Linked DNA regions of Homo sapiens: regions 1 and 3 are each linked to region 2. Evidence: chromatin loops called from intact Hi-C (ENCODE). Cell type or tissue: Calu3. All regions are shown on one strand. Links, peaks and the distances in the headings refer to the core of each region. The heading gives the core; the rest is flanking DNA.

Evidence for each region. A loop is a pair of places that touch in the nucleus more often than their neighbours do. Peaks named below come from ENCODE experiments on the same cell type or tissue, not always from the same donor. Only the 100,000 strongest peaks of a DNase experiment are listed, where the experiment ranks them.
Region 1: a loop joins it to region 2, with 2.4 times the contacts of the local background. A loop is called at or near these places in 8 of 110 quality-filtered maps.
Region 3: a loop joins it to region 2, with 2.8 times the contacts of the local background. A loop is called at or near these places in 3 of 110 quality-filtered maps.

What each region holds. Positions count from the first base shown.
Region 1 is chr1:186,972,306-186,982,646 of GRCh38, reverse strand. PLA2G4A (phospholipase A2 group IVA) reads right to left here. Exons shown (of 18, transcript NM_024420.3): 16 at 4,859-5,054; 17 at 3,175-3,332. Among named protein-coding and RNA genes, the nearest start is that of LINC01036, 120 kb to the left of the region's middle. In Calu3, for the core only: no CTCF peak of the experiment used is centred there; no DNase peak of the experiment used is centred there.
Region 2 is chr1:186,823,979-186,834,319 of GRCh38, reverse strand. PLA2G4A (phospholipase A2 group IVA) reads right to left here and starts at 5,371. Exons shown (of 18, transcript NM_024420.3): 1 at 5,285-5,371. In Calu3, for the core only: no CTCF peak of the experiment used is centred there; DNase peaks (open chromatin) are centred at 5,029 and 5,389.
Region 3 is chr1:186,909,222-186,919,562 of GRCh38, reverse strand. PLA2G4A (phospholipase A2 group IVA) reads right to left here. Exons shown (of 18, transcript NM_024420.3): 7 at 8,174-8,315. Among named protein-coding and RNA genes, the nearest start is that of PLA2G4A, 85 kb to the right of the region's middle. In Calu3, for the core only: CTCF peaks have their summits at 2,264 and 2,541; a DNase peak (open chromatin) is centred at 4,866.

The DNA of each region.
Region 1 (10,341 bases), core at 1,144-9,143, 150 kb before region 2:
TCAATGTTCATATAATTCAGGAAAAAGCCTACCTTCATTTGTTCATTCAGAAAATATATACTGACTGCCTAAGCTGGCATTACCTGTACAAACTTGTCTATGTTGTTAACCTGAGGCATTTGCAAAGGTCTTTGGGTGTAATCCCCATGGACCTTCAGGGGTACAAGATAAGGACATGTATAGGTAAGGTTCTCATTTATTGAGCAGCTTCTGTAATCATGCATCACCCAATTAAACATTCACTACTACAATTATTATAGATCCTACCACACCTGTTTCAGAGACGAGGAAGTGGAGGCTCAAAAAGTTTAAGCAGCTTATTCAAAGTCACATGTAAGAGATTTAAAGATGATATAACGCCCATGACCTTGTCTGTACATGCTGTGCCAGAAACTGTAGCAGAAGCAATTAAAAACTGCTTAATTCTCAGAACTAAAGGACTTGGAGATACAGGAAAGATTGCCCTTTATGGCTAATGCTTTTAGCGTCAAGTTTAAAGAATATTTCCCAGGGTCAAAGTCATAAAGATACTCCCCTGTGTTGTATTCTAGAAGCTTTGTTTACTTTTATACTCAGATCTACAGTCTATCTGATATTGGCTTTGTTGATAATGTGAAAGAGGTACATTTAATTTTTTCCTTTGTGAATAATCATCTGATCACTTTTTTTATTACAGATAGTCACAATTTATTCAAGGACGATTTTATTTAGTGCTACTGTCTGTCCTTGGACAATGTCATGTTTTCTTAATGTTATCTTGCTGTCTTTCTATTTGGTAAAGTAAGTCTTCTAACTTCGCTTTCTTTCTTCAAGATGAGTTAGCCTACTTTGGTCCTTTTCACTTTCATATTATTTTTTAATGAATTTATCAATCTTCTTATAAAAACCTGATGGTATTGTTACTAAAAATGCAGGGGAAATGGGGACTTACTAGTTAATGGTTACAGAGTTTTAGTTTGGGAGGATGTAAAATGTTCTGGAGATAGATGGTGGGGTTGGTTGCACGATAATGCAATGTACTTAATGCCACTAAACTGTACACTTAAAAATGGTTAAAATGATAAATTTTATATTTTGTATATTTTATAACAATAAAAAGTGAAAACATATTTTTAAAACTGCTAAATTAATGGTTTCTGAAGAATCAACATTTGATGAGGTGTATAGGTCGGGACAGTTGTTCTGGGATTCAGTCTATTTTTGTTCAGGCACTAACTTTTACATCTATGTGTCAAACAAACTACTTTGAAGAATGTTTGTAAAATATATAAATAAAACTGTATCATTCCTTATTGCAAATTGTTTAGCAGACTTTATATAAACTAGAACAGCAAGACAAATGTATTTGGTTAAGATACACATATGTATATCTACTCCCAAGTCCAACATGGTATTTGTATATTCCTACAATCTGTTTTTTCCATTTGAGAAAGACTTATCAAATTTAATACAATTCATCCCAAGGAATGTGTAGTTTTGAGTTTATTGGCTCATACTGGAAAACTAGGGTGACTGTGATATTAATTCTTACCTCTGTTTTAGTAGCATGAGGTTTTATAAAATGCAACTAACTCTATTTTGAGAATTTATGTTCACTCCCTACAAATCAGAGATTAATCATTTTTTCTCTTAACCTTTCAATTTTTGCCATCACCATAGAGATAATGTATCACGTGGATTTCAGATGTCCACTGCTTGAAATATTTTTTCTAAAAAGGAAACAAATCTATGGAGAAAATGACATATGCTATATATTTTGATAAGCATTTTTAGATGAATTATCATCTATTTGTAAATGAAGGCTGAAAAAAAGAATTTTAGAGTTGTAAGAATCAAGGCTTATTGGGGAAAATTTTACACATTTACAAAAATTAAAGATATTAATTAACAAATATATTATGGTGCAACTGTGATGATTGCATACAGTTGATATTACTAGTCTCAGGCCAAACGAAACAAGCAAGCAAACTAGATGTGTGGAGTTCTATTAGCTCACAAAATCTAATTAGAGCCCATATAAACAGAACACTCATTCACATATTCTGAATTCCTTTGCGCCATTTACACAGTCACCAAAAAGACTGGTAAATCAGACATGATGCCTTTCCTTCTCCATTTAATTTCTTTTTTTCTGTTTTTCTAATGTACAAAATCCAATTAGGCCACTGAACTTAAGCTTTTACAACTGATAATCATTTGTCAGACACTATGATTTGGAACCACAAGTCAATGATTTCAGTTACAGAATAGTGTTCCTATATGGTAAGTTAAAAATGAAAGAATTTCACCTAGACACAGAATCTTAGCAGAAGATACACTAATGATAGGAAGGATTGATACTGAAGACAATGATTTGTTTCTAAAGCAAAGCATACTTGACATCTCAAAGGCTAAAAATTGGAAAGGCTGGCCGGGTGCGGTGGCTCACGCCTGTAATCCCAGCACTTAGGAAGGCCGAGGCGGGCGGGTAACGAGGTCAGGAGATGGAGACTAACACGGTGAAACCCCGTCTTCACTACAAACACAAAAAAATTAGCCGGGCGTGGTGGCAGGCGCCTGTAGTCCCAGCTACTCGGGAGGCTGAGGCAGGAGAATGGCGTGAACCTGGGAGGCGGAGCTTGCAGTGAGCCGACATTGCGCCACTGCACTCCAGCCTGGGCGACAGAGCGAGACTCCATCTCAAAAAAAAAAAAAAAAAAAAAAGGAAATGCTGTTACGTTTTGTGATGCTGCTCTCAAATTCACAAAAAGAAAATATGTAAAATCATAAATGTATTTATTAAAATTCATGTTATATTTTTGCAGATTAACTACACTTCTGGTTCCATTCACTTTCATACTCATATTTCCTTTACTCATATTTCCTTTTCATCACTTTTCTTCCTTACTTATAATTTGTTATATCATATAATAAATACATAGATACTTCGGGAAAGAAACTGAGTATTAACCAATCATTCAATAAAATAATAGCATAAAATGAGTTTCCTTATTTGTCAGTTTTGTAGGGTTCTTCTGAAGATTAGCAAAATATTTCATGAAAAGTAAAGTGGCATATTTTGGGTGGTGTCATTCATAACACTTATTTTTTTATTTTTAATTGAAAAGAGGTATTGGTGTATTTATACGGTATGGAAGTCATTTGACATAGTCAATGGCCATAGGAGATACTTACATCAATGTTGTTCAGAGTATTGAAGTGCATAAGATCATGTAGTCTTTTGAATGCTTGATTTGGATATTGAAAATTGAAGGTTGAAAATGGTGATTCTGGGTCATCAAAAATATCAAAGTCAGCGATTTCTTTCTCTTCCTCAGTTTCCCTTGGAACACCTAAATACCAGAAGAGTCACAAAGGGTGTTATTTTGAAAACTACAAAATATCTCTAAAACCCAAGGAATAAAACATACAGACATAAAGACAGCAGTGGGAGTCCCCACAGAGCCAGGTACTCTGTAGCATCTCTGACTTTTATCGTGTCTGTGTGTTCTGGCCAGATGACATCCAACTGCCAATATCTGACATCTGTGTGCCGGAGGGCTTTCTATCCTGCCCTGCAACTGTAGAAGCCTGCTTGACCCACTCACAGCAGGCTGGAAATTCTGTTAAATAACACTGTTCCCCAGGCAGTGGTCAACCAAAGACTCTAGGGAGTTAGAATCTAAATACTCCATTCCCCTGCCTTTTGGTGTGCGTGTGGGAAGCATGATTGTGGGACACAGGTCTATTCCATTTTGTAGTCTTTCCCAGCGGATCAAGTTCCCATTGTGGTAGCCGGCTTGCTAATGCAACTTTGTTGTCTGCCTTCCTTCCCTTTACCACTTCCCCATTTCCTTACTAATAAACTAGAGTGTTCCCCAGCTCATCTAAATAAACTATTTGCACTTGAGTCCTTTTCTCAGAATTAGTTTCTGGGAGAACCCAAACTAAAACATTATGTGGCTGTCTTTATGCCATGGAAATCCCCTACACATGCCAACTGCTCAGTGAGCCTCTCCTTGAGAATTCACAGTGATAGAAAATTCACTGGGTTTCATGTGCTCTAGTGTCTGATAACTAAAAATGTCAGATTTCCACCTTCTCCTATGCTGAACTATATGCTTCACAATAATCTTCACTCCTATCAATTCTTTCTTTGTCTTCCTGAGAAATCTAGAAAAACACCATTTTTCTCAGCATATTCCCATTACTCATCCTCCCTATTTTTTGTGTCTTTCCATTTATAAAATGGAAAACACATTTTCTGGTCCTAAAATATGGTTTTTGGAGCCTTAAGCACCCTGCATGTAAATCTTTAGATCTCCTTTGGTTAATCAACATTTTCCAGGATACACAAGAGTCGAGAGACCCCTCTGGATATGGTTAAAAAAATAAAACAAAACAAAAAAGACTATGCCTCAAACTTGATTCTTGTTTTCTGTGAAATACAACATGGCAAACTGAAACTGCTAGCCATTGTGTACTGCTAGATTACGTTAATCTTGTAGTCACGTAAAATTCCCAGAAATTTGCATGATTTTTCTGAAATAAGGGCTTTCTTACAAGGGTGATAGTCAAAATATTTGATTAAAAATCAATCAGAACAAACATAATTCAAAGTATTGAAGTAAAGTCCCAGAGATTTTTGCTAAACTGGTTGTTGACTTTGCAGTTTCTGAACTGTGAGCAAGTCAGGGGATCTTGGGGTAAGAAAGAGGAGAAGTACTTGAGGTCTCAGAATAGTATCTATTTATCAAGGTAAGGGAAGCATTCAATAGTGTAATAGCTGGTACAGCAGTGACAGAGTGAAACAGTTTAATGTCAGTTTCGTCCCCTACTTAATTTCTATTTTATGGAATACAGCTTACTCCCTACTTACCTGGAGCCCTGTACTTTCTGAAGTTGATGTTGGCCAGAACAAAGTGGATGATGGTTGGGCAATCTTTCTCCATATCAGGATTCTTGGGTTTAAAGACATAGCACTCCTTCAGCCCTTCCCGATCAAACACATAAGGATCAATCTTTGGAAAGGGGAGCTTGTTCATTTTAGCCCACTTTTCTGCAAGTAGAAGTTCCTATGGGAAAGATGGAAAGATGAATTTGGAAATTTTCAGTTTTCATTGATTCAGTTGGTCTGACCATAATTCAGTGTTCACTAGGTGTCTACTGTGTGCCAGCAATGTACTCCTTGCTAGGATGAATCACGACCCTGTTCTCAGGAAGTTCATTAATTTCAAAGAAATTGAAAACAAACTCACTATTGTTATGTTAATTCTTGGCACAAGGCTAGCTCCACAGCAGGCATTTGAAAAATTATTGATAAACTGAACTGAGCAAAATTATGTTGAAGAAGCTGCTAGAGAAAAAAAATTATGGGTTCAGAGAATTTATAACCATGTGAAAGTTTTTTTAACCCTTAGGAGTAAAAAAGGAATCTGATGATGCAGAGAAGAATCCTGTTACTGGATTTTTACCTGTATCATCTCCACCAAAGTGTTAAAAAGTACCAGCCAAAACTTCATTCATTTTATGTATACAAAAATATTTGAGTTACTCTGAATCAGCTTTTTGTCTTCTTTTTGTGAACAGAAGTTGAACCTTTGGCCTCAGAGCATTGCTATTACATGTAACGGCCAAGAGAGGACTGTACAGATGTACCAAGGGCTTAGTTAATGGTCGTGGCAAATTGTATGATGGTTTCCATGTATTAGCTCCCTTCCTGGTAAGCTGGTTATACATTCCCGCCAGAATGAGAAGAGAAATAGAACAGAGCCTCCACGGGTGATTTATGACTGCTGGCATGTAAGTGGCCAAGAAATACGTGTTCGCAGTCAGCTACGGAGATTCGAGGTTGGTTTGTCTCTGCACCAAAGCAGGCTAACTCACTGGGGTAAGCACCCCCAAAATTAAATTTAAACTGGAGAACATAAATCAATATGGAGAGATGCAGTGAAGAGACCTCATTTCCATTATGTGCATCTTCAGGGAGAGCAGAATAAATAAGAAGCAGAATATCATAGTGGGAGAAGCACAGATTCTGGGACCAGATGCCTGAGTCCAAATGCAAGCTCCATGGCCTTGGACATGTTTCTTAAGTCAATGTTTCCATCTCAGATTTAAAATGTGGATGATATAAATAATACCTATCTCATAGGGTTGCTATTAGAATTAAATAAATTAATACTTTACAGTGCTTAAAACAGTGCTTACTACATATTAAGTGCTATGCAAATGTTTAATAAATAAATGCCAGTAAAGAGAAGAAAAGAGATGGAAGGAAAAAAGTAAGGAAAACAAAAGAGGATAAAGAAAGGGAAGAGAGATAAGAACATTAGAGAGGAAAATTCCTGGAAAGGGGAAGTTTTGGGGATACTGTCACTAGAATCTTAAGTTCTTTTTAACTACTCTTGTCATCTCGTTGATCCATTCCACAGCAATCAATAGTGGTCGACTAGGTTCCATGTTAGAAGTGGGGACATAACAGTGAGTAAAACATTCATGGTTTTTGTTGTTATGGGATTTATAGCCTGTTGGGCGAGAGATAGCAATCAAATAACCCTTTGTGCTTAAAACTGTGATAAATGCCAGGAAAAAATACAAGGTGAGACTTTGCAGTACACCTGGACAATTTCCTCAGAGTATTTGTTAATTCAGCCAACAATTATCAGTGAGTTATGTTCTAAGCATAAGAGATAGGCTGTCCTTGAAGATTTGGAGTTTATAAATCAACAGAAAAGATAAATAGATATTATAGAAAAGTATGATAAAGGCAGGAAGGTGCTGCACGATTGTGGGCCTGGGTTGTGCAGCGTGAAAGGCCCAGCTCTAAGACAGACACCCTAAAACTTGCTAGCTGGATGACCTGAGACAAACTAATTAGACACCACAGCTCAACAAGAAACAAATTATTTTTGGTGGCTGCAGTGTACAGTGATACTCCCCTACAGGCAACGCAGAGATAATGAGGAACGAACAAACACAGACTAGATTATTCACTATCCCTGACATAGCAGGCTCCCAATCCCATCTCATCTCTATTTCATCTGTTTCTTATTTCTCAGCAATTCATTTTTCTACCTCTGTAAAATAAAGCTAATACCATCGCCTTTCTCATAGGATTGCTGAGAGGATTAAATGATAAAATGTATAAAGACCTCAGTAGTTTACATTAGAAGAAAACAAGTACTTTATCATACAGGCTTACATTCAGAGAAAAATACACTTTTCATTGAACTTTCACTGCTCTTTTTGCTTCTGGAATGTCATGAATTTTATGTTGATCAACTCTCTCAACACCACTTATGAATAAAAATCTAGGAGAACAAAGGATTTAATGTATATGAAAGCATTTGCTTCATAAACTATTATGATAAATACAATTACATTTCACTGAAAATCCCATATGTATGTAAATAATTTCTTGTTTGAAACTTGAGAAAGCTTTTATCACCAATCTCTTCTTTTTTTCCCTCTATTCAGCTAAATTAATCAGCTTGTTATTTCTTGTCCAGCACTGTTCACAATTATTCACTCGTGATTATTCAACATCAAAATAAACCAAAAGTTCACATTGTGGAGCAATTGCGTGAGGGCAAAGAAAAGAAAGAGCTTTCTAGTGTTTACAAACATGACTCAAGGGTATGACCAGTGATGTGTGGATTTTGGGGTAAAATGAAAAGGGAAATACATGAGGTAACAGTGAGGCTATTTTTAGATGGTTCACTTCACGCTAGAATCAGGAAGAGATGGAAACTTTCCCTTTCCTTATGTGATCCTGATGTGGAAAAGATTAAAAACAGATGATTGCAAATACAGTGATTATAGCATGGATAAACCATTTCCTCTCTGATGTCTGGTTTCTCTCTGTAAAAGCTGAGAAACAATGACACAGACTATGAGTAAAGTGCAATAGTTTTTAGAAAGTATTTTAAAAGATTTCAGTGAACAAAAAAATTGCTGCTCCACAAATTACAGCGATATGCCGGAATTGTGTTCTATGATAGCTATCCATTTTGGTTATTGTTTGACACCTCAGATACTTCACACTTCCATAGACTAACTTAAGATAAACTTACATAGTATTAACTAAACTGACTTTCTGTGGGATAAAAATTTGACAGTATCCTTCAAAGAGATACTTCGTAAGATGTCTGTGCTCATTTTGGTGTTTTGTTTGACAGAGTCTCACTCTGCTGCCCAGGCTGGAGTGCTGTGGCCTGATCTTGGCTCATTGCAACCTCTGCCTCCCAGGTTCAATCGATTCTCCTGCCTCAGCCTCCTGAGTAGCTGTGACTACAGGTGTGTGCCACCACACCTGGCTAATTTTTGTATTTTTAGTAGAGAAGGGGTTTCACCATATTGGCCAGGCTGGATGCCCTCATTTTTGAGTACTGAAACACCACTAAGAAGACTTGAAGGAGAGGAATGACAAATAAATACCATAGAAATGAATATTGTAAATAAATGTTATTTGTAAATAACAGAAATATATTCAAAACACAGTATGATAGCATATATATGCCATTTCATTCATTTACATGTAAAAAAATATAAATATATATTTTAAATATATGAAACAACACATTTATTTATTAAAATACGAACACACATACATATATACATAAAATAATAAATTGACTTGTCATTAGAGGAAGTCAGATTTCTTTTGTCTCTATGCAAACCAAGAATATGTGCTTTCTATTCTACAATGTTTCTCATTACATAAAACCTATTTTTAAGATTAGGGAGAAGATTAGGGAGAAGGATGGCATATAAGCATGTAGGTAAACCTCCAGAATCTTAAAAAATTATTGAAGCAAGTAATATAAAATACAACAGATAGAAACTACAAGTTAGAATTAATTATTTTACAGTTATAGTCTCTCTTACTTTTAATAAAAGGCATGCTAGTATTAGGCTTCAAGAGCTTTATAATGCAATAGGCATGAAAATAATTTTCTATATCTAATGTTGTATAGAGTTTACAGAGCACTTTTTAATTCTGGTTAGTTATTCACAGGGATGTTACCATAAACTCACAAAATACGTAAAGGGAAATTAATGTCAACTTAATGTAATATCATCACAAAACATCTGATTCTCAATGTGAGTGACCAATATGAGTGTAGTGGGTTGAATGGTGGCTCCATATAAAATACCATTTCCTAATCCCTCGGCCCTGTGAATATGACCTTATTTGGGGAAAGACTCTTTGCAAATGTAATTTAATTAAGGATTTTGAGATTAGATCATCTTGGATTACGTAGGTGGGCCCTAAATTCAATGACAATTATTCTTATATGAGATACAAGAGAAGACATGCACACAAAAGAAAAGGCCATACAAAAATGAAGGCAGAGATTGGAGAGATGCAACCACAAGGCGAGCAATGCCTGGAACCACCAAAAGCTGGAAAAGGCAAGGAAGGAGTCTACTGTGGAGGCTTTAGAGAGAGGACATCCCTGTTGATGCCTTAATTTCAACTTCTGCCCTCCGAAACTGTGAGAGAATATATTTCTGTTGTTGTAAGTCACCATGTTTGGGGTAATTTGTTACAGAAGTTCCAGGAAACTAGTACAAGAGATAAAACTGGAAGTACTACATTAAATGCTGTGCACTTTCCTTCACCAGCCATTGTGGATTGGTGCCCACAAAGCTAATGCTTGGACTGATTTGGCTGTGATGTGGGCCAACCTAAGCATTATAAGTGAATAATATGTGGAGATTCTAAAACAGGTCATGCCCTCGTTTCAACAAATAAATCAGGTGATTGTGGAAAAATACAGATACTTTTTCCGTTTTTAGTGGGTTTAAATGGAATTCTGACCCTAAATGAAATGTAGGCAGATCAGTTTAATTTAGATACATTACTTCCATCATTTGTGAAGACTGCCTCATTTCAGATTTTCCTTTCTTCTTTCTTCCTTCTCTCCTTCCCTCATTTCCTCTTTCTCTCTTTCCTTGAATAATTTTTAAGAGAATTAACCCGTTGTTCTGGCTTCTTGTCATTAAGCATTTAAATGAGCACTGAAAAACTGAGCCAGATTTATGTCCAACGTATGGCAACACAATATAACTTAATTTATGGCATAATAACTAAAATCTATCACTCTCCCTAAAAGTTAGTAAGATAAAGGGGAAAATAATTTCAAGTAGTAAACTCTGAATTCTTCTATATTCCTTGCTTTCTTGCTCCCCGACAAAACCCAAAGTCCCTTCATTTTCCCCTAAATTCACAGCCTCTTAATTTTGCATGCTTGAGTATGAAGACTTTGGCTTATTTTCATGACCAACAATCAATCTCACTGATTGTCTTTGGATGAGCTCTAATGGTACACTAAATTTTCATATTATACATCTAAG
Region 2 (10,341 bases), core at 1,223-9,222:
TGCTAACTTACACAGTTTTGTGGAAATAAACAAAGTTCATAACCAATCCCTTTATCAACCACAAAGCCTGTGAAAATAAAAAAATACTGGGCCTCTGATTTTTTTTTCAAACTAGATAGTGAGAAAACAGCTTGTAAATTAAATAACAAAACAAAAACCTAAGCAAGTATAAGCTGAGTATCATAAATACATGAGTTTTCTGTACTGTAGAAGAATACATATTAATGACATTTGTTTACTAATTCAAAGCACACTGTTACCTAAAATACCGATTTTTTTCCTGAAGACTCCAGAAGTCAAGCAAATGAAGAGGAAGATTGGGGAAAAGGAAGCAGTTGATTCACAACTGCATGTGCCAAAAAAGGAGTGGGAAGAAAAATGAGAGCCAATTTGGTCTATTATCTTTAATGGAGAGTGATGGCTAAACTCTGACACTGATAACTTTCAGCGTCAGGTGTCTGCTGAGTTTCTCTAAGCTCATTTGAATTCATTTAATAAGTGATTAGACTGGTAGGGTAGCTTTACAAATCTGCTTATGGTGAGCATTGAGTTGTTTATGCTTATTTCATTTTTTGTATAAGGAAAGGTAAACTGTATTTTCAAGGTGTGTTGTAAGATTTGCACTAAGAATCACAAAAAGAATCAAAAAACTTAGAATCACATAGCAAAAGTAGCAAATACATGTAATGCATCCTTTATTAACAGGCAGGTAATGGTATCAGAGGACCAGAATAACCTCTGCTCTATTTACTGTCTTCTTTGGAAAGAACTCCAGAACCAACCTTTTGGTTCCCCCAACTATTTATTGCCCTAATAGTCAAGGGGTAGAAGACAAAGAGTTGGCCAGAACTGAAATTCATTTTCTCTAAATTGGTTGTTCACAACCAATAATATTATTTTCCTCACAAAACTTTTCTTTTTAATAAGAAACAAAATCTTGCTCTATCACCCAGGCATGAGTGCGGTGTGTGGTCAAAGCTCACTGCAGCCTCAAACTCCTGTGTTCAAATGATCCCCCTGCCTCAGCCTCCCAAATTGCTGGATTACAGGTGCATGCCACCATATCCAGCTGATTTTTTCAAAATTTTTAATAAGATTTTAATTAATCTCACTATGTTGACCAGGCTGGTCTCAAACTCTTGGGCTCAAGCCTGCCAAAGTGTTGGGATTACAGGTGTAAGCCACTGCACCCAGCCTTACAAAACTTGAACAGTCATCACGCCACCCTTAGTCCTAACAATATCTTCTTTACATGATTCAGGCCAGGATGTCTCTGGTGCTGGGTTTTGGCCATCATCTCTGAACCCTCCAGGTTTCCCATCATTTGTAAACTATTAGTCTATGAGAATAAAAAATAATTTGCTCTCATTTTTCTATGTATTCTCACCCATTTTTAAGGGAAAGGTTTCAGGAAACACTAAAAATAACCCTCCAAAAATGAGAAAAACATTGTTTATAGAATTTCTACTTCCAGTTCAAAATTTCATCTATATTGTTAAGACTCTTAATATTCTTCAAAATTACTGAGGACCCCAAAAGTGCTATGATTATGTAAGTTATATCCGTTAATATCTATCATATTTGAAATTGAAAGAGAAAAATTTTTTAAATCACATTGAAAGAGACAATTCACAAACATAGACATATAAGTGGCCACTATGAAAATTGCTCAACTTTGTTCAACAAAGAAATGTAAATTTAAACAAGATACTATTTTCGTATATCAATTATCCAAGTTGTTGGATTTGTTGTCATTTGCTCTGTTTGATGATGGCACCCAGTATTGACATAGAAAACTCTACTCTTTTATATTGCTCATAAATGAATACCATATTCCTCAAGAGCAAAATGTCAAAAATAATCACTAGCATTCCATGAGATTTCGCTAAATATTTTAAAGAATCCTCAAAATACCCAACTATTATTATTTCTATTTTACAATTGAGAAGACAACATTTTAAGGAGATAAAGTAATTGGATTATCATCTCACAACTTGTAAGTAATAAAATTTTTTTTAGAACCTAGAAAATAAACTTTAAGAATCTACCATAAGGAAATAAACAAAAATGTATACTAACATATATAAAAAAGGTCCTAGATGAAATATTATTTATAATAGTGGAAAACTATTATAAATCTAAATATCCAACAATTATTTATAATAGTGGAAAACTAATCTATCTAAATATCCAACAAGATATAATTGGCCAGTACAGCCTATATACAGATGAAAAATTTCATATAGTAAGAACCATACTCTTTTGCTCATGGATAGATTGCCATTACTTGCATTACACACAGTAGGGACTTAATAATATTTGTTAAATATGTGAATACAAAGTAATGCATGATTATTAAAAAAAACATGTTTTAACAATGCATCTCATGAATGAGGGAGAAGCATGTTACAAAACAGCATGAACAGTGTGATCACAATTTTGTAAAACTACATGTATGTATAGAAACATATCTAGACATATAAACATGTATATACATGAACTTCTTGTCTGTCTCTTTGCTGATGCATACTGGGTACTCAATAGATATTTGTTGATTGAATTAATGATTGAATTACATTTTAAAAGTACCTTGGGGGAAATAATAGGTAATATTTTCTTTTTCTTCCTTGCAATTTTCTATATTTAATGAAATTTTAAGCAGTGAGTGTGATTTATCTTTATAATAAACAATAGTGTTATAAAAACTAATCATTCTGGGAAATGTCATTAGGAATTTTGGAATAAAAGTAGTAAATATAGACACCCCACAATCCAATAAAAAATAACTTGCATCTGATTTTCTTATTATGTTTCACTTACTGCATTCGGCAATAAAAGCAACAGATGTTACAGAAAAATGTCAAGCGTAATATTGTACAGTTAATTATTATTGGGGTTGAGTCTAGAACCTAGGTCACCTGGTTTCAGGCAAGCAGTTTTTTCCATTATACCAAGTTGCTTGGAGTTCTAGAATACCAATGAATAAATGACTATGTGGGTGCTACAATATCCACTGTTAGTTCCTTACTTATAAGTAAAATGATTTTATAATTAATCATTTTATATTATCAGAAAACTCCAAAGTTTTAAGAAATACTGCATTTTCATGTAATATGAATTGTCTTTGGGGATTTGTGAACTTCTTAAAGGTGTTTTTAAATTTGTGTGTGTTGGAATGGCATAATGTGCATTATTCTAGGGAGGGGTCCATACCTGTCACAAGATTATAAAAGTGTCTTTGATGGAACAAAAACAAAAGAAAGAAAAAGAAAAGAAAGAAAAAGTAAGAAAGAAAGAAAAAGAAAGAAAGAAAGAAAGAAAGAAAGAAAGAAAGAAAGAAAGAAAGAAAGAAAGAAAGAAAGCAAGCAAGCAAGCAAGCAAGCTATACAATCTGGAGCAAGAAGGAGGAAAAAACTGATGGTAAATAAAAGCAAACAAGATGAATGGGAACCACAACTAATTCTGTCTTCCTCTTTTTTATTCCTGGAACATAATTTTAATATGTAGATGATTCGATTTTATGACTGCTTTCTAAGTACCAGCACTAGAAAAGATAATGGGTTAAAAACATAAGCCAAATAACCTCTATGGAATGAACATTTTCAGTTGCTAAAAATCTATTTAATAATTTTTCTTTTCCTAATTAAATGTAAATGCAAAAATGCAAAACACTTCAGAATAACTTACTTTTTTTTTTTTTTTTTTTTTTTTGAGACAGAGCTTCGCTGTTTTCGCTCAGGCAGGAGTGCAATGGCGCGATCTTGGCTCACTGCAACCTCCACCTCCTGGGTTCAAGCGATTCTCATGCCTCAGCCTCCCAAGTAGCTGGGATTACAGGCACCTGCCACCACGTCCGGCTAGTTTTTCTATTTTTAGTAGAGATGGGGTTTCACCACGTTGGCCAGGCTGGTCTCGAACTCCTGCCCTCAAGTGATCCACCCGCCTCGGCCTCCCAAAGTGCTGGTATTACGGGCATGAGCCACTGCGCCCAGCCAGAATAACTTACTTTTTAAAAATATGTTAAAAAGATGCAATGTCTTATCTCAAAAAATATGCTTCCCCTAAGGGAAGTTTGTAAAACTCCTTTGAGCAAATGCACATTAAACACTTCTCTATGCATTTCACAATTATTGCTTAATTTAAAATTTAACTCTTCCGGAGCTAATGAAAGAAGTAAATACCTGTTTCTTATCCCAACCTCTAACTTGATTGGCAAGGTGTAGGAACCTGTAGAATGTAACTTTAAAATTCTTAACAGAGCTTGTTTCACTACAGTCCTCTACAAATATCCCTTGAGCCACAATTCTAAATTTAAACAACAAAGAGAAACAAAAATACAAATCTTCTTTGAACTCAAATTATATTGGCAAATATAACTTTAGAATTGACACCCATTCAGACAGTACGCCTCTAATACTCTCCATCTGCCTTAGCTGAATAAATGCTGACATCATCAACCCATATGAGGAGTATTTCTTGTTCTGGTTTTGGAGGTGAATTTATTTTTAAGACTAAAATGATTATAAATTGTAGGAGACAGATACATTCATCCACTGATACTTTAAAATCAAATACCTTTTTTTTCTGTTTTTTTTGGAAACAAAATTACTGAAATATCCACACTCAAAATTTAACTATGTAATTTGATCAAATCTTTTCTAGTATCTAGTTTTGAGATTTTTTTTTTCTCTTGGCAAGCCAAGTAACTTAGGGGAAGGGTGGATCATCAGAACACCAGTCCGTTTACAGTTAATTTTTCAATAATCCTCTTTCTTTCGCATAATTCTGCAAAATATTGACTAGCCAGGAAAGCGTCCCATAAGTAACAAAAATGACCAATTTTTAGAAATTAAAAGTTAAGTGAGTCAACAAAGTCTCTCGCTAAAGATCGCTAGGGCTGTCAAACAGCACAGCATGCTGCTGCTCAAGTTTGGGGATCAGTAACCATTGGGTGTCATCACGTGGAACGCTAATAAGCGCCACCTCACCGCCGTTTTGAATGCTAACTTTCTGGGATTCCAACCCAAAGAAACACCTTAATCTTTGACTCCACAGTGCATTTAGATCCAGGAAGGCAAATCTGCGTGGGTTTGAAGAAAATTGAGGTCCCTAATCTGTGTTTCACTTCAAAAGGCAGAGGACATGCTGACTTTTTAAAGCAGCGAGGTTTCCCCTCCGTCCTTTCTTCCTTCCAAGTAAACTACCAAGTAAAAGCTAAGGAGGGTGGGAGAGAGAAGTGGAGCAGAGGAAGAATAAATATATTGCTTACAGTTCCCAGAGTTACCTGAGAATCTTCAGGCTCCTCAATGCCTCTAGCTTTCAGTCAGGATCCTTTTTCAGCTCCGGACTTAGAGAAAGTCTTATCCTGAGTAGGAGGGGCTAAAATGTGGGCTGGTCTCCTTGCGCTTTTGCAGATGTTTTAAGGTGGAATTAAAGGGGAAGAGGGAGAACGCTCTCTTCTCATAGAAGCTAATATTGTAAATGTAAATGCTTAGTTATTAGAACCAGGAGTTTGAAGTCAGAAAATATGCTTAAATAATATGTAAATTAATCAGTCCTAAATTCCATGAGTGCTGTTGTGGATTTCTGTGTGTGTGATGTGTGTGTGTGTGTGTGTGTGTGTGCGTGCGCGCGTCTGAAATTGCTACTTGTCCTTAAGTAGTAACTACTTCCTCCTTTTTTCCAAAGGAGAACAAAATTGAAAAGACAGTGAATAACCTAGAGCATTTTTGCATTATTTAAAAAGGCAAAGTTTATAACAAACCCCAAATATAAAAATGTACATTTTTAAAAAATGAGTATCAGACCACTTTAAAAATCAAATCTGTTTAAATATTTCCACTCCAGACTCAGAACACCTGTGTTGATAATAATTTCTTTGTAAATTTAAGATTAAAGGCATACCAAATAATGTAATATATATGTTGAGATTTAGGGAAGAAAATGAAATCAGGTTGAATTCCAAATTTGCAGTGTAAATCCAAATACCTTATAGCACTGTAATGAAGAAGGTGCATTGTTTAAATGTACCCAAATTCCATGAGAATCAATTCATGTCTTTAAAGATTGACATGTTCATTTAGTATATCTTGTTTTTCAAACACAGGATCTTGTTTTTGCCTTTAATTAAATACTGAACTCACTCTCCTAACTCTCTTACAATATTTTCAAAGAATATAATTTCACTAAATCTTCTGGAATATCTGCTTTCTGTAGCCCAACATTCAACTCTTATTTGTTTTTATTTTTTTCCCCTAAATTCAACCTGGCATATTATAAATCTCTCTTTGAAAAAAAAAAAAGCCAGTAATGTCTTTTTTAGGAAGGATAGATTTATAATAAACATTTTTCGGGCTGGGCACGGTGGCTCACGCCTGTAATCCCAGCACTTTGGGAGGCCAAGGCGGGCGGATCACGAGGTCAGGAGATCGAGACTATCCTGGCTAACACGGTGAAACCCCCGTCTCTACTAAAAATACAAAAAATTAGCCGGGTGTGGTGGCGGGCGCCTGTAGTCCCAGCTACTTGGGAGGCTGAGGCAGGAGAATGGCGTGAACCCGGGAGGCAGAGCTTGCAGTGAGCCAAGATTGCGCCATTGCACTCCCGCCTGGGCCACAGAGCGAGACTCCGTCTCAAAAAAAAAAAAAAAAAAAAAAAAAAAAAAAAAAAAAAAAAAAAAAAAAAATTTCTCTTTCCAAAGAAATCCCTGAATTTCTAGAAAGGAGGTGTATGTTAATTAGAGGAGCAGAGAGCACACTGGTAGTTTTCATCTCTTTCCCCCAGACACAACTGGTGAAAGAAAGAATCTATACTGCAGGGCATGTTCGTTCTAAGACTCTGATAAAAAAGACTCCCTGGAAAAGCAGCTTCACAGTGCTTGCTTATAGAGCACAAAAAAAGTGCTCTAGTGCTTTTTTGATAACAAAAAGTTATAGCTCTCAATATTTCCAGATGATATCCAATAGTGTGTCATGCATTAAAGATAAAAAATTTATTTAAACGCTTTTAAAGAAAATGTCATTATATGTCATGGTTAGGGTTAATATATACGGGGAGAAGTTTGTCTCTTTCCCGCCTTACTAAATGAAGCTGATTTATCTCCACCTTTATAATGAATAAAGGCTGCTGCAGGTATGTCTTTTCCTCTCTGGAATCAGTGCAGACCAAATCCCATTTACCCATTTTGTGGTTCTATGGCCTCCTTATCTCATCTATTTTGGCTCACTACTTGTGATCTCACTGTTCACATAGACCCCTAGGTGGATAGTACAAGTTCAGATTTGCCGTCTTCACTTTGCCCAATTTCCTCCAAAAATATTTTCAGCATTGACCTACTGACTTCAAAAACCTCTGCTTCCACCTTAGGTAAGATAGGCCCTGACTTCCATAGCGTGCTTCAGTCTATAGGATCAATTATGTCTGAAGACCCCTCTCCACTTGGTTTGTCCATCAACAAAGATTAGTCATCTGGGACCCATCTGAAACTGAGAAATATCATAGCAGCTTCTTTGAATCCAATTCTACCATTTGCACTATTTCCAGCTAATAAGTTTCATGCAGTTTGCTAGTAATTTTCCACATCTTTAAAATTTTAGAAAGAGAATAATAAGCTAAGAACTAGATAAGTAATCAAAAGGAACAACCCCAAAACTGGCCAAATTAACTAACAAAGAACACCTACTTGTCAAAAGCCATGGCTCAAAAACCCCAGGGGGTTGGGAGGGGGAACCCTGATGTTTGTATGATTGATTTTTCTTTCTTTCTTTTTTTTAATTTTACTTTAAGTTCTAGGGTACATGTGCACAACGTGCAGGTTTGTTACATAGGTATACATGTGCCATGCTGGTTTACTGCACCCATTAACTCGTCATTTACATTAGGTATTTCTCCTGATGCTATCCCTCCCCCTGCCCCTCATCCCACGACAGGCCCCCGTGTGTGATGTTCCCCGCCCTGTGTCCAAGTGTTCTCATTGTTCAATTACCACCTATGAGTGAGAACATGGGGTGTTTGGTTTTCTGTGCTTGTGATAGTTTGTTCAGAATGATGGTTTCCAGGTTCATCCATGTCCCTGCAAAGGACATGAACTCATCATTTTTATGGCTGCATAGTATTCCGTGGGGTATATGTGTCACATTTTCTTAATCCAGTCTATCATTGATGGACATTTGGGTTGGTTCCAAGTTTTTGCTATTGTGAATAGTGCCACAATAAACATACATGTGCATGTGCCTTTATAGTAGCACAATTTATAATCCTTTGGGTATATACCCAGTAATGGGATGGCTGAATCAAATGGTATTTCTAGTTCTAGGTCCTTGAGGAATTGCCACACTGTCTTCCACAATGGTTGAACTAGTTTACATTCCCACCAACACTGTAAAAATGTTCCTATTTCTCCACATCCTCTCCAGCATCTGTTGTTTCCTGACTTTTTAATGATCGCCATTCTAACTGGTGTGAGATGGTATCTCATTGTGGTTTTGATTTGCATTTCTCTGATGACCAGTGATGATGAGCATTTTTTCATGTGTCTGTTGGCTGCATAAATGTCTTCTTTTGAATGATTTTTCTTTCTTTATGTGGAGTTGTTTTCTGTTATCTTTTTTACTATTTCCAATTCACCTATCTTCTGCTCTAACTATATGAAACTGCTTTGTTTCTGATAAACTTGAGCAGGGTAATGAGGTAGTATATGAGAATTAAATCTGGATAGAAAATGAAGATGATTAGCCAGCATAGGGTACTAAGAGAGAGTTGAATAGGGAATCTAATCCAGATTGCAGGTAAAATCAGAAAATGGCTACCAATCAACTAATTTACTTATAATAATGTATCCTTCTATTCCACAGGCTATGCTTGAGTCTTCTGGTCCAACTGTATTTATAGTAAAATAATAAGTTGATATTTTTGCTACTTATTTGTATCTGTGAATATAATTAACATGAATCATTTCTCTTTTTAGGTATTAACAAAATCAATCAGGTTAGTAAAATAGCAAGTCACAGAAAATGATTTTCTCACCTTGTCAAGTTTTCTGGCATCCCACTAATTGACCTCTACCTTTCATTCAAACTAAGAGACTATTCTCCTTGCACATCGTTTCCCTAAATTCCACTAGAATAATCCTACTCAACCTGCAAGGCTTAGCTCAAGTACTATCTTGTCTGGAAAATTTCCCTACCCTTTTCCCTGTCCAGCAGAATTCATTATTCTACTTGTATGAGAATGCTCATTAGAGCACTGATCATGTATTATACTTGGCTATACAAGAAAAAAAATATTTTATATTCCATCAGGGCACAAGGCAAGTCTTTCTCATGTTAATAAACCCTCTTTTCACCTGAAGTTTATAACACATTGGGAGCTCAATGGATGTTTGTTGAATTTGTTTTCCATGATATCAGGGTCAAAGATATCTTAAACCTGACACCTAAATAGCACTCTACCTGCCACTGCCATCTCCATCATTACTAAAGAATAGACATTTTATTTTTTTAATACCCTCCAATCCACACACACACTGATAAATTACTGACAATATAAAACTAACAAGAAGTAAGGATGAAATGGACCCTAATTAAAATGTATTTACCATGAATTTAAAAATCAGATGTTATGATGAAACTACATTTTTCAGGAGAGTGTATCTGTGAACAATAAGACCTATATTTTATAGCTAAATATCTACTAGTAGTTACACCTACATTTGCAAAGATCTTTTGACCTAAACAACGGAAGCAATACTTTTCTCTTACTTTGAATTGAACTCATTAAACAAATTATTACTGCTTAATTAAACTTTTCCCTCCTTTTTAAATAAATACATTAGGAAAACTATAACAAATAAAGTACTACTAAGATTGACTGTTACTCTTTATATAGAGCCTATAATGGGCCAGGTACTTGTGTTAGTACTACATTTGTTGTATCACTAACCATTATATTCATGAAATGAGACATTATTTTCTTTATTTAGAATCTCGATATTCAGTAAGCATATAAAATTTGTAGTGAGGCTGGGATTTTAATCAAGTCGGTCCAACTCCAAAGCCCACAATTTTTCTAGTGTATCACACTCTCTCATAGCAAGTTTTGTTTGGCCATATTTTCAGCTTTGTCCCAAGTCAACCAAATCTCTGACTGTTAGGGAGCAGTGGTAGTGGAGTTACTAATAGATAATTAAAGCCTCCATTATCCTAAGCACCCAGGCTAGGAACCTTCTACTATTCTCTTCCACATCAGCAATTGTCAGAGTCTTGCCCCTTTTCTTCCTTCAACCCACCCAACTCCTTTATTTATCTTCTGGTTTCTATCTTCACATTTTTATATCTGCATTTT
Region 3 (10,341 bases), core at 1,113-9,112, 85 kb before region 2:
CCTACAAAAATTTCCTGCCAAAGACCTAGGCTGCATCTTGCTCCTGTACGTGGACGACCTTCTGCTGGGACACTCCACGGCAGTCGAGTGTGCAAAAGGGATGGATGTCCTGCTTCAGCACCTGGAGGACTGTAGGTATAAGATGTCCAAGAAGAAAGCTCATATCTGCAGACAGCAGGTACGCTACCTGGGATTCACTATTCGGAAAGGGGAGCGCAGCCTGGGGTCAGAAAGAAAGCAGGTCATCTGTAGCCTACCGGAACCTGGAACCAGAAGGCAAGTAGGGGAATTCCTAGGAGCTGTGGGGTTTTGCAGATTATGGATTCCAAACTTTGCAGTTTTAGCCAAACCTTTGTACGGGGTTACAAAGAGGGGCGATTGGGAGCCTTTTGAATGGGGGCCTCTACAACAGCAAGCCTTTTGTAAGTTAAAGGAAAAACTTATGTCGGCCCCAGCCCTAGGACTACCAGATTTGACAAAGCCCTTTACACTCTATGTGTCAGAAAGAGAAAAAATGGCAGTTGGAGTTTTAACCCAGACTGTGGGGCCCTGGCCAAGGCCAGTGGCCTATCTCTCAAAACAACTAGATGGGTTTCCAAAGGCTGGCCACTATGTCTAAGGACCCTGGCAGCAACAGCCCTGTTAGCACAAGAAGCAGATAAACTAACCCTTGGGCAAAACCTGAATATAAAGGCCCCCCATGCTGTGGTAACTTTGATGACTACCGAAGGACATCATTGGCTAACAAATGCTAGATTAACCAAGTACCAAAGCTTGCCATGTGAAAATCCCCACATAACTATTGAAGTCTGTAACACCCTAAATCCCACCACCCTGCTCCCAGTATCAGAGAGCCCGGGCGAGCATAACTGTGTAGAGGTGTTGGACTCAGTCTATTCTAGCAGACCTGACCTTCGGGACCAGCCATGGGCATCATCAGTAGACTGGGAGTTATACATGGACGGGAGCAGCTTCATCAACTCACAAGGAGAAAGATGTGCAGGATATGCGGTGGTAACTTTGGATGCTGTCATTAAAGCCAAACTGTGGCTACAGGGCACTTCAGCCCAGAAGGCTGAGCTCATTGCTTTAACTCGGGCTGTAGAACTCAGTGAAGGTAAGACTGTAAACATCTACACTGACTCTGGATATGCCTCTCTAACCCTCCAAGTGCATGGAGCATTATATAAGGAAAAGGGCCTGTTAAACTCTGGGGGAAAGGACATAAAATATCAACAGTAAATTCTACAATTATTAGAGGCAGTGTGGAAACCTCAGAAGGTGGCAGTCATGCACTGCAGGGGACACCAGCGAGCCTCCACCTCAGTGGCCTTAAGAAACTCTCGACCTGATTCAGAAGCTCAAAAAGCAGCATCTACCCCTTACTGGGCATCGATAGCAGCCCCCTTACTCCCTCAAACACCTGACCTGGTACATACCTATTCTAAGGAAGAAAAAGACTTCTTCCACCCAGACAGGGGGCAAGTAATAAAAGGAGGATGAATCAGACTGCCAGATGGGAGGGTAGCTGTGCTGCAGTTGCTGGGAGCCACAGTCGTATTGGCCATGCACGAAACCACTCACCTAGGGCAAGAGTCACTTGAAGAATTGTTAGGCCGGTACTTCTACGTCTCACACTTGCCAGCCTTTGCCAAAGCAGTAGCACAACTGTGCATTACATGCCGACAGCACAATGCGAGGCAAAGCCCCACTGTTTCGCCCCACATACAAGCTTATGGAGCAGCTCCTTTTGAGGATCTTCAGGTGGATTTCACAGAAATGCCAAAATGTGGAGGTAACAAGTATTTGCTGGTTCTTACGTGTACTTACTCTGGGTGGGTGGAGGCTTATCCAACACGAACTGAAAAGCCCTACAAGGTAACCCATGTGCTTCTCCAAGATCTTATTCCTAGGTTTGGACTGCCCTTATGAATCAGCTCAGATAACGGGCCGGCATTTGTGGCTCACTTGGTACGGAAGACAGCAAAGGCATTAGGAATCACTTGGAAGCTACATACCGCCTACTGACCTCAGAGTTCCGGAAAGGTGGAGCGAATGAATCGGACTATCAAAAATAGTTTAGGGAAAGTATGTCAGGAAACAGGATTAAAGTGGATACAGGCCCTTCCTATGGTATTGTTTAAAATTAGATGCACTCCTTCTAAGAAAACAGGATACTCCCCTTAAGAAATACTGTATCATAGGCCTCCTCCTATACTAGGAGAGCTTCCAGGCACTTCCCAAGAGTTAGGTGAATTGAATTACAGCGACAGCTACAGGCTTTAGGAAAAATTACACAAACAATCTCAACTTGGGTAAATGAGAGGTGTCCCATCAGCTTATTCTCCCCAGTTCACCCTTTCTCTCCAGGTGATCGCGTATGAATCAAGGACTGGAATGTAGCCCCTTTGCGGCCACGGTGGAAAGGACCTCAGACCATCATCCTGAACACCCCCACAGCTGTAAAGGTAGAAGGAATCCCACCCTGGATCCACCACAGCCGTGTGAAACCTGCAGCCGCTGAAACCTGGAAGGCAAAACCGAGCCCGGACAACCCCTGCAAAGTGACTCTGAGGAGGACGACAAGCCCTGCTCCAGTCACACCCAGAAGCTGACTGGTCTATGCACAGCCGAAGCATGAGGAAAATTATCATGGGATTCATTTTCCTTATAATTTGGACTTGTATAGTAGACACTTCCACTGATTTTCCCTGCATGGAGGACTGCTCTCAGTGTATACATCAGGTTACCGAGGTAGGGCAACAAGTTAAAACAATTATTCTGTTCTATAGTTACTATGAATGCCTAGGAACTTTAAAAGGAACATGTTTATATAATGACACTCAGTACAGGTATGTAGCCCAGGAAACGACAGACCAGATGTGTGTTATGACCCCTCTGAGCCTCCCATGTCCACTGTTTTTGAAATAAGATTAAGGACTGAAGACTGGTGGGGACTCATAAATGATACAAGTAAAGTATTAGCCAGAACAGAAGAAAAAGGGGTGCCCAAACGCATAATCTTGAAATTTGATGCCTGTGCTATCATTAATAGCAATAAGCTAGGAAGGGGATGTGGCCATTTTAGTTGGGAAAAAGGCTATATGACCAAAAATAAGTACATTTGTCATGAATTAGGACTGTGTGGAAATGAATGTGGATACTGGTCTTGTGTCATTTGGGCCACTTGGATAAAAAAATGAAAAGGATCCAGTCCACCTTCAGAAAGGAAAGAATGACCCTTCCTGTACTAAGGGACAATGTAACCCCTTAGAGCTAGTGATAACCAATCCCCTTAATCCTCACTGGAAAAAAGGGGAGCGTGTGACCTTAGGAATCGACAGGGCCAGACTGGATCCTCGAGTAAATATCTTGGTTCGAGGAGGAGAAGTTTACGAACGCTCTCCTGAGCCAGTGTTTCAAACTTTCTATGATGAACTAAATGTGCCAGTACCAGAAATTCCAGGAAAAACAAGAAATTTGTTTTTGCAACTAGCCGAGTGTGTAGCCCAGCCTCTCAATGTCACTTCATGTTATGTCTGTGGAGGAACCGTAACAGGATATCAATGGCCATGGAAAGCCCGAGAATTAGTACCTGTAGACCCAGTTCCTGATGAATTCCTGGCTCAAAAGAATTACCCTGATAATTTCTGGGTCCTAAAACCCTCAATTACTGGACAATATTGCATAGCTAGAGAAGGAAAAAAATTCACTCACCCCGTAGGATGACTTAGTTGTCTGGGACAGAAACTGTATAATGGTACCACAAAAACAGTCACTTGGTGGAGCTCAAATCACACAGAGAGGAATCCATTTAGTAAATTTCCAAAGCTGCAAATCGTGTGGACCCACCCGGAGTCCCACTGGGACTGGACAGCCCCCACGGCATTATACTGGATATGTGGGCATACAGCTTCCAATAATACAACTACCAGTGGGCAGGTAGTTGTGTTATTGAAACTATTAAACCATCTTTCTTCCTACTGCCCATAAAAACAGGCAAATTCCTGGGCTTCCCTGTCTATGCTTTCCGTGAAAAGAGAAGCATAGCTATAAAAAATTAGAAAGATAATGAATGGCCCCCTGAGAGAATCATACAATATTATGGGCCTGCTACTTGGGCACAAGTTGGCTCGTGGGGATACTGGACCCCCATTTACATGATCAACCGAATCATACAGTTACAAGCTGTCTTAGAAATAATCACTAATAAAACCGGCAGAGCCTTGACTATTCTGGCCCGGCAAGAAACTCAGATGAGAAATGCTATCTGTCAAAATAGATTGGCCCTTGACTACTTGCTAGCAGCTGAAGGAGGGGTCTGTGGGAAATTTAACCTTACTAATTGCTGTCTACACATAGATGATCAAGGGCAAGTAGTTGAAGACATAGTTAGAGATATGACAAAACTGGCACACATGCCCGTGCAAGTGTGGCATGGATTTGATCCTGGGGCCATGTTTGGAAAATGGTTCCCAGCACTAGGAGGATTTAAAACTCTTATAATAAGAGTTATAATAGTAATAGGAACCTGCTTACTGCTCCCTTGTTTGCTACCTGTACTTCTTCAAATGATAAAAAGCTTCATCGCTACTTTAGTTCACCAAAATGCTTCAGCACAAGTGTACTATATGAATCACTATTGATCCGTCTTGCAAGAAGACATGGGTAGTAAAAATGAAAGTGAGAACTCCCACTATTGAGTGAGAGTCTCAAATGGGGAGGATATAAGGGAGGAGACCACCCCTCATATTGTCTTATGCCCAATTTCTACCTCCAAAGAAAGAAGAAGTAAAAACTAAAAGGCAGAAATGAAATCCACAAGCAGACAGCCCAGCACCACACCCTGGGCCTGGTAGTTAAACATCAACCCCTGACCTAATCAGTTATGTTATCTATAGATTACAGATATTGCATAGAAAAGCACTGTGAAAATCCCTGTCCTATTCTGTTCTGTTCTAATTACTGGTGCATGCAGCCCCCAGTCATGTACCCCCTGCTTGCTCAAATGATCACGACCCTCTCAAGCTGACCCCCTTAGAGTTGTGAGCCCTTAAAAGGGATAGGAATTACTCACTCAGGGAGCTCGGCTCTTGAGACAGGAGTCTTGCCGATGCTCCCGGCCAAACAAACCCCTTCCTTCTTTAACTCGGTGTCTGAGGGGTTTTTGTCTGTGGCTTGTCCTGCTACACTAGCACTTTGGCAGGCAGAGGTGGAAGTGTTGCTTGAGCTCAGGAGTTTGAGACCAACCTGGGCAATATAGCAAGATCCCCATCTCTAGAAAGAAAAAAACATATATATATAAATTTTCTGGGTGTAGTGGCATGCACGCATAGTCCTGGCTACTTAGGAGACTGAGGCAAGAGGATCACTTAAGCCCAGGAGTTTGATGATGCAGTGAGCTATGATTGTGCTACTGCACTCCTGCCTGGGCAACAAAGCAAAACCCTGTCTCAAAAAAAAAACACAAAAAAACAAAACAAAACAAAAGATGCAGGATTGAAGAGAAGCCTCTCTTTTTAAAATAAACTTTAATGAAGGTTTCCTTAGTTTCCTTTAAGCAAAAATTCCCCTTAAGCAGCATCTCATCTTAGAGTCTGCTCCCATAACAACACAAGTCACTATAGCATCAGTAGGTTGGCTTTTGAACCCTACCCCCACCTAAAACATATTTGCAAATCTGCAACCACATGTGGGACAGGGGTGATCATTTGGCTCCCTTACTCAGAATTTATGTCTCATTTCCAACTGTATCCTGCCCTTAATTTGCAATAATCTCAAATTCCTACAAGAATGAATTCCAAGAAATTAATTTATTTATGAAATTATTTTATGAAAAACTTAATGAAATTAATTCCTACGAGAAATAATTCAAGAGTGTACAAGACTATGCACATATATGTTTACTTATGTATTTAAAATATTATTTTTATGAAAATAAATTATATTCATTTGACATATTCAATTAACAAGAAAGCTCAACTAAATAAATAAGTAAATAATTACCTGATACGTCACTAACAAGAAACTTCATTATCATTTGATGAGCATCATTGTGGCAATTAATCTTTGTAGATTTCAGATAGAAAGATGGACAGATATATAAAGAGAGAAATAGATAAGCAGATTAGATAGGTGATTGATGGATACATAGATGAAATAAATGAATGGATAGATAGCCAAAAAGTAGATTTTAAGATATATGATTGAGTAATAAAGGATATTACATTTTACTGGAATTTAAGGAAAGAAAAAAACTATAATTGAAGGATTTTACTTTCAATATTTGTTTATATTTATATTCCAGTATTTCTCCATAATTAGGATTATAAATCATTTCTTCAACTTAATGATTTTTATAATCCTAATTATAGAGAAATATAGAATACAAATATATTATAAACAAATATTGAAAGTACGATCCTTCAATTTGGTCAATTTTAAATATTGTTTAACTCTACTACAAAATATAAAGAATTTGGAATATTTTCTTTTTTCTCCCCATCACATTTGCCTGCATTTATTAATTCCATTATCATTAACAAGATTTATGGCATTTTCTTCTTGTTCGATAATGATGATTTCCACAGTTTAATTTTAGCCTACATTTAAATTAAGTAATTTTAATCCTTTTATATTTGAGGCTAAACTTTTCCTATTGATAAAATCAACACTCCTTTATGCGTAAGTATGCCTTATATATATATTATATACAAATACATACATACACTTATATTAGATACATATATATGTATATATATATATACATATATATATAAGTATACATATATATATACTTATGTATATATATACATATATATGTATATATATGTATATATAAATATACATATATATGAATAAGTAAATAAAATGTGGTACATCCAGACAATGGAATATTATTTAGTACTAAAATGAAATGTGCTATCCAAACCATGAAAAGACATGGAGGAAACTTATATTCGTATTACTAAGTGAAAGAAGCCTATCTGGAAAGGCTACATACTGTATGATTCCAACTATACTACATTAGGCAAACTAACAAAAGGCAAAGCTATGGAGACAGTAAAAGTATCAGTGGTGCAGGGGTAGGGAGGAGAGATGATAGGTGGAGCACAGAGGATTTCTAGGACAGTGAACTACTGTGTATGATACTATAATGGTGGATGCATGTCATTACACATTTGTCCAAACCCCATAAAATGTAGACCACCAACAGTGAGCCTAGCGTAAACTATGGACTTGGATGATAATGATGTGTCAATGTGGGTTCACTGATTGTAACAAATGTACCACTCTGGTGTGGGATGTTGATAGTTAGGGAGTATAATGGTTAATTTTCTTTATTAGCCTGACCAGACTAAAGGATACTCAGATCACTAGAAAAACATTCTTTCTGGGGGTGCTAATGAGGGTGTTTTCCAAAGAAAAACAAGTGAATCAGCACACTGAGTAAAGACCCACCCTTGCCAATGGGTGCGCACATCATTCCATCCTTGGAGGGCCTGAGGAGAACAGAAAGGTGGAAGGTGGGCAATTGTCTCTCTGTCCTTGAACTGAGACATCCCTTTTCTCCTGCCTTTAGACATTGTTGCTCCGGGTTCTCCTACTTTCAGACTTCAAGACTCCCACCTCCCCCTCCAACTGCCCAGCCTCTGACTGGGAGTTACTCCACTGGTGCACCTTTGTCTTGGACTAAATTGCACCACGGGCTTTCCTGGTTCTTCAGCTTGCAGAAAGCATATCGTGGGACTGCTTGGCCTCCATAATCATGTGAGCCAAACTTCATAATAAATCTCCTCATATCTACTGTGTATATCTTTTGGTTCTGTTTCTCTGGAGAACCTGACTAAACTTGGGAGGTTGTGCAGGGAGAAGAAGCATATTGGAACTCTCTGTGCTTTTGGCTCAATTTTATTGTGAACTTAACACTGCTCTAAAATATAAAGTAAAAATAAAACTAAAAACTATAGCTGATAAATATTACCAGCTAGGGCACCATTTGTGATGACCTTCCTCAAAGAGTTTTCATTTACAAATCACTTACCTTACCTTAAAAAACTAAAGGAATAATGCTCAATCTCAATATTGCCATATTTGGGTAAAATTATTGGGGAAATTGTCCAAGCTAAATTATTATTAAAGTATAGTAACACTTGAAAAATTTCCAACTCACATCACGTGCAGAATGCAATCCTTCACTATTCTTTGGACCCAAGAGTTTCTTCATGCTCTCCCTTATGTGTTCTTTTCTCTGTTGTCTGAAAGTCTTCTCCTGATCACACAGAGCCATACTAAATCGTAGGTCTGGGCATGAGCTGTAATACCAAACAGATAAAGTCATGAGCCAGTGCTCCCAGTGGTCTGGTTTTCCATCCAGGTAGCTTTTCCAGGTCCCTAGGAGCTACACTGATATATGCTGACTGCTTCCCTCAAGCCATTTCCTAAGAAGGGACCTAAAATAAGAGGATAAAATGATGGCTATCTTAAAGCAGCATTTTCCACAGCATGTTTTCAGAGAAAAAGGACTTTCCAATGCTTTAGATAAAATAAACGAGCAAACAAACAGCCTCTGATAAGTTGAATATTATAACAAAGACTTGGAAGGGCTTCAGTAAAGAACCCTGTTTATATTTGTTTGGCACAGGATATCCCAAACTTACTTGACCAAGAATTCCTTCCCTTATCTCTCCACCCTTCACTATTCCACCATCATAATTACTTTCTAACATCCCAAAGAGCCAGCATTCTGAGGAACATACTTGCAGAAATATTGTCTTAATTAATTGCCTTGTCTAATGGATGCCCCCCTCTAACAAAGAAAGGAACTTCTAATCACAGAACTTGAGATAACCATAAATGAGTTTACCACTAGAGGACTTTAGAACCCTTAAATTATATATACTTTATCTTGCTAATGAAGGCAGTAGCAATTTCTCTACACTATGCCAGAAGTCACATTAGGTATTACGTATGAATCATTGCAAGAACGATGGGAGTATCACTACATATTATTATACAATATATTATTATATATTGCAGCTTTATAAATTAGAAAACTAATGCCCTGAGAGGTTAGGATCACAGAGTAAACATGTGATGTACTTTCACCATGCAACATATAAGACATATCTTAATACTGAAGTCTAAATACCAACTACTGAATTTAAAAATACTTTTTAAAAATCTGTCAGCCTATGTTGGAGTGTGAATAAATCCAAAAAGCAGAAGTCAAGAATTATCACCAATAAAATATTTGTCTCTTTACCATTCATAAAAATCCTTACCTTAATTGTAAATCAATTTTAAATCTCATTTCTGTTAGTTCAGTATATTTTTTCCTTGTAAAATACAGAAAGAGACCAAGCCTCTGAGCTATGTTCTTTATGGCTATATTTGACCATTACAAATAATAGTTTAATTACTACTTCCCAAAGGACAAATATAGGTACCTCACAAAAGAGAAAGCAGAATTAATAACAAAAAAGTTTAATTTCACTAGTGAATTTAAATGATACTGTTATTAAAATAATTGATATTAAAATATTTTAAATACTTATTTTCTAGTCCTAGAAAGGAAAAATAACACTAATATTCTCATGCATCCATTTTGGGAATATAAGTTTGTTAAAAAGCAATTAAGCAGTATTCAAATTTGGCATATTAGCAATATGGAATGTTCAAAAATAATTAGAACATAGATTCCTTTTGGCCTAATAATTCTACTTCTGGAAACCTATCTTAAGGGAAGTAACCAAAAACTTTTTAAAGATCATTTAAAGAAACGGTTGTTGAACTGTATATAAAAGTATTGGGTTATACAATTATTAAATATGATTTTGGAAATCATGTAACGGGGGAAAAGAGTAAGACAGTGAGTTAACTTTTTTTTTTTTTTTTTTTTTGAGACGGAGTTTCGCTCCTGTTGCCCAGGCTGGAGTGCAATGGCACAATCTCAGCTCACCACAACCTCCGCCTCCTGGGTTCCAGCGATTCTCCTGCCTCGGCCTCCCAAGTAGCTGGGATTACAGGCACGCACCAATACACCTGGCTAATTTTGTATTTTTAGTAGAGACAGGGTTTCTCCATGTTGGTCAACCTGGTCTGGAACTCCTGACCTCGGGTAATCAACCCACTTCAGCCTCCCAAAGTGCTGGGATTACAGGCATGAGCCACCACGCCCAGCCAAATGAACACTTTTAAGTCTAATCTTGGGCTACACTCTTTTCTATTACTATTCTTTATAATGACATATTAGGTTAGGTATCTTCTAAACACTATAAGAAATTAAAGGCCGGGCGCGGTGGCTCATGCCTGTAATCCCAGCACTTTGGGAGGCCGAGG